Regions from separate parts of the Mus musculus genome. Here region 1 is linked to region 2. A link is a loop called in an ENCODE intact Hi-C map of the cell type or tissue named here. Cell type or tissue: gastrocnemius. All regions are shown on one strand.

Evidence for each region. Hi-C counts contacts between places; a loop is a spot of excess contacts. Peaks named below come from ENCODE experiments on the same cell type or tissue, not always from the same donor. Only the 100,000 strongest peaks of a DNase experiment are listed, where the experiment ranks them.
Region 1: a loop joins it to region 2, with 2.0 times the contacts of the local background. A loop is called at or near these places in 2 of 42 quality-filtered maps.

What each region holds. Positions count from the first base shown.
Region 1 is chr14:61,383,536-61,386,035 of GRCm38, forward strand. Kpna3 (karyopherin (importin) alpha 3) reads right to left here. Exons shown (of 17, transcript NM_008466.5): 8 at 1,568-1,654; 9 at 1,053-1,222. Among named protein-coding and RNA genes, the nearest start is that of Ebpl, 24 kb to the left of the region's middle. In gastrocnemius, no CTCF peak of the experiment used is centred here; no DNase peak of the experiment used is centred here.
Region 2 is chr14:61,330,091-61,332,590 of GRCm38, forward strand. No RefSeq gene overlaps it. Among named protein-coding and RNA genes, the nearest start is that of Gm25716, 12 kb to the right of the region's middle. In gastrocnemius, a CTCF peak has its summit at 1,366 (motif pointing right); DNase peaks (open chromatin) are centred at 51, 714 and 1,272; H3K4me3 peaks cover 892 bases; H3K27ac peaks cover 2,429 bases.

The sequences.
Region 1 (2,500 bases), 53 kb after region 2:
CCCACAATGTGAACATGTCTGAATACTTTTAAGAAGCATAAAAATTAATAAACTCAATCTGAAAAACCAAAAAGCATATTTCAAATGTCTAATTAAAAGAGCTAAATAAATCTGACAGGGACTAATACTCCTTAAGAGAAATTAAATTACTTCCAGAAACATCCTTTATGACATAATGTCGGGTAAGGAGAATGGAGATGCCAGCGACAAGCACACATTTTGGATAGTTCAGAGAAATTACTATTCAGAGTTATCATCATCTAAATTTGTATTCAATAAGCTGCTTGAGTGAAATAGCTTTAGTCAAGAAAATTACAACCAGTACAAGGTAACAGGCTTGTTGACCCTCAGACCTAACAGACCTTCCACAAATATACAGCAAATGAGAAATGCCTCCTAGGGACTCATATGATCAGTATGGTAACAAAAGGTGCAAACACTGGATCAGGACACAGATTTACTCACTCTAGATACAAATAAAGAAAGGGTTTACAGGATTTTTAAAAATTTAACATATACCACATTTCCAAGAACACCAATTTTGTCAGAAATCAATGGGCTGAATGCAGTCACTCAAATTATTTGCATATTTCTTAGCAAAAGAAATCTATAAGGCAGTATCACAAAACTGGCTTCTTCCCTTTTATGGAATTTTTTCTCTTCATGAAACATCATTAAAAATAAGCATTAGAATGGACAGACATTCCTTTTATTACTGAACAACACTCAACTTTGACATATGGTGTGTTATACTTCAAAACAGAAGTACCTTCATAAACAAAATCAGAATATGTTCATTATATTCCCTGTACAAGAATACTTAAAGCAGCTGGGCAGTGGTGGTGCACGCCTTTAGTCCCAGTACTTGGGAGGCAGAGGCAGGCGGATTTCTGAGTTCGAGGCCAGCCTGGTCTACAGATTGAGTTTCAGGACAGCCAGGGCTACACAGAGAAACCTTGTCTCGAACCCACCCCACCCCGTATCCCCCCAAAAAGAATACCTAAAGCATAAACAGGGAAACAAACCATCTCGCCTTACAATTCTGCATTTACCTCCTGAACTGTCTCCATAGGCGGTGGGGGGTCTTTATTCCTGCAGAGATTGACAATGACCCATGTGACGTTCCGAAGGAAGGTGATGGGAATGGAGGGATTGATGAAGGACAGAAGAGGTTTGACAACTCCCAGTGATATGACATAATCTCTACATTGAGGACCATCACCTACAGAAATGAAAATTGTATTTAAAAAAAAATCACAGTCAGGATGAGAAAGTCTGAAATGTGTGCAATGGCTCATGTTGGGACACTGATGCCCTATGTTTCCTCACCAGGCAAACATCAAGCGTTGCCACCCATGATTTTGATTTGGGGAACACAAATTTAACCACTATTGACACAAATGATATATCCTTTTGTGCCTTTTACACTTAAGTGCTATCTTAGAAGTTTATGAACACAGTCAACTCATATAAAATGCAGAGGAAACATAGTGTGTAATGGCTATGCCAATGTGGGAAAAAAGTTAAGATTGTCAACTAAAGCCTTTCAAACCTAAATTCAACTTACCTATAATGTTTCCCAAAGCCCACACCGCTTGTTCACAAACATTCTGATGTGGGGAATGGAGGAGTCGCAGAAAAAGTGGTACTGCATCTGTGTGTATGTAAGGAAGACTAGGTTATCTAATGTATCTACAAATTCCAACTCAAGTAAACTAATAAAATACTCAAGAGTCAGATACACACTACAATTGCCCAATTACAGTTCCCTGCACAAATTTGGCATGGATATGTAAAAAATAAGTAGTATCAGTACTTTTAACTTGGTAATACTTGAGCAATATAGCATCAAACAGAACCTAAGCATGCTACTATGCCATTAACATAAGAAAAAAAAAACATAAAATCTTCCCTATAATTGATTTTTAAGAAGTTCTTATCCCAAACATGTATTCTTAAAGAATAATACTTACTTTCAATGTAATTCTAATGCCTAAGACAGGGTTAACCAGAACCAATTAAATCAGATTACCAAACAATTCAAAGCAATTGTATTTAGTATTCTATCTTTATTTTTTTATATGTATGGGTGTTTTGCCTACATGTGTATGTCTGTGCACCACAAGTGCCTGTGGAGGCCAGAAGAGGGTGTCTAGTTTCCTAAAACTACAGTTAGAGATGGCCTCGAGCTACATGTGTATACTGGGAATGGAACTGGTGTCTCCCGGAAAAGCAGCCTTAACTGTGGAGCCATCTCTCTAGCCTCTAACTTTGTTACACTGTTATACCTTATACCCCCCTTCAGCATAAGTTCACTTTTTCTTAAGCTTCTACTCTGTGTTAGCTCTTGATTATTTAGCTTTACCTGTATACTAGATACTTAACTTCGTCTTTTTATTACAAGTAATTCATACTTTACCAGAATGTATCACTGTAAGTCTCGACAGTCACTGTTAACACTCCAGCTTTCCATGGTCATCAACTGCAAAGAGCTCCCCTA
Region 2 (2,500 bases):
CCTGGGCCAGAACCCCATAAAGTCTCTGGGAGGTGGGTCCCCTCTTGGTCCCATCACCACCAGTTTCCATGAATGATGTCACTTGTGGTTATTCTTCAGGTATGGTTATGTTGGGGGAACCCAGCTGGGGGCAATGCAGGGACCCAGAGGGTCAGGCAAGGGGAAGGGGGCTCACATAATTGAGGATTCTCTCTCCTGGATTTAGGACTATCCCCTGGTCCTCTCCTGGCTGGAACAGAGAGTCGCTGACCCCTCACCCCTTTATGGTTGTTCTGAGATGTCCCCCTCTCTGGAAGACAATGATGATAGAATACACTCAGGGCCTGTTCCATAAATAACTGCTTGAGCTGAAGCAGGAAAGCCAGTCTAAGGAGGGTTTTTAACGTGCTCAGTCTCACAGGAGCACATGTTAAGCGCTGTACCAACCATTCCGGAGAAAGCTAAGAGGCAGGGGAGCACGCCTCTTGCAGAGCGAGCGGTTCCAATCCTCTTGCAGAGCGAGCGGTTCCAATCCAGTCTCACTGAGCACACAGCTAGGATCTAGCTCTGTGGCAGTGTAGCCGCAGATCCTCCCTCCCGTACCCATGGCACCAGGCAGACCTCTCAGCTTTCCTTGCCAAGTTCTTTGGTAGAATATGATAATCGTCTTTGGGGTTCATGGGATTAATGAGGGCTGGACAATACAGCGAACAGAAGTGCTTTGAAGAGGGACAGATCTGCGCTGGGCACTAACAACAGTCAGGCTTTCCTTGAATGCCTGCCAAGTTGGCATCCCAAATCCACTCCATTCTCTCTTCCACTTACTGCCTAACAAATGGAAAAGGCAAATGAACGGCGGCGGCGTGCGTGGCTTTTATCATGGACACCCTACACCCAAACCCAAGAGTGTTAGGGGAAGGGCCCATTGTCTGGAGATTTTTGAACTCAGACCTTGAAAGAACCGATGTCCTCGGAGCTCACTGTTCTACCCTCCCCCAGCCTTGCCCTAAAAACTCCAGATGCTAAAAATACCCTGGCCACCTGCTGCCCAGGGAGACAGTAAATCACGGGCCTTCTAGCACTAGAATCCCAGCCAGGCCTGGTTCAAGGTGGCCCCGGGCACAAACCCACGAGGTTAAGTTCACGTTTCTCCACCCAGGCTGCTACTAGCAGCTTTCCCTACTGCCCAGGAGGCTACAGGCAGAAGGGCCCAGAGCCAACGGGACCAGCTTGAACTTTCTGGAGCCAACGTGCCGAGTGGGTGAGGGGCAGTCTGGGAAAGGGCTGCTGGGGAAGGAGGCTCCAGGGAAAGGGAGCTGATGAGGCCACAAGAAGCAACTGCTTTACTGTATTAGAATACGGTCTGCACAACCACAAGTTGCCATACTGCGCTGTCTTGTTATTCGGAGGCCACCAGATGGCGCTGTTAACAAGGAACTCATGTATCTGTGGTGTGTGCTATTCCCTAGATGGGAAGAGAATTACTGGAGACAGCTCTTGCTTGACCTGGGCACACAGTGGCACATGGAGGAAATTTGCTACACACACACACACACACACACACACACACACACACACACACACACACACACACACCTCTAAACCAAAACACAGGCAAGAATGTCAAAGGTCAATTCACTTTCATTCTTAACACAGGACCACAGGCAAGAAATGAGAGGCAAATTAAATTTTAATGGACTTTTCAGCAAAAGGTTTCATCAACAAAGACAGTTGTGGGGACAAGTGCAGATTATATTTGAAAATTTGGGGATCCCTGAGAGTTTTCTAGAAAGCTATGTTATTACAGGTAACTGCTATCACACCAGTCAGTGGTGGCACATACCATTAATCCCAGCATACCAAAGGCAAAAACAGGCAGATACCTGAGTTCAAGGCCAGTCAGGTCTATAGAGTAGGTTCCAGGACAGCCAGGGCTACACAGAGAAGCCCTGTCTGGAAAACCAAACCAAACCAACCAACCAACCAACCAAAAACAATAATAAAAAGACAAACTGCTGTCAATCAGCTGCACGGTCCAATCAGTAAAATATAAAAACAGAGCAGTGCATAAGCTACAAGATAAGTGATGACGTTAAGGGCTACTCAAGTGTAATGAGTAGATCCACGTGATTGGAAATTACTTTGTGGTGGTTTGAATGAGAGTGGCCCCCCCTAGGCTCACGTGAGAATGCTTGGTCCCCAGTTGGTGGAACTGTTTGAAGGATTAGGAATGTGGGCTTGTTGGAAGAGGACTGACTGCCTTTAAGTTTTCAAAAGTCCAGGCTATTCTCAGTGTGTTCTTTCTTCTCTCTGCCTCACATAGACCACGGTGCAAGCTCTCAGCTACTGCCCCAGCACCATCCCTGCCTGCCTGCCTGCCTGCCTGCCTCCCACTATGTTTCCCACCATGATGATCATGAACCATGAGCCTCCAACTATAAGTTATATATAACTATATTATAACTTCCTTTATAAGTTACCTTGGTCATGGTGTTCTGTTATGCCGGGAGAAAAGTGACTA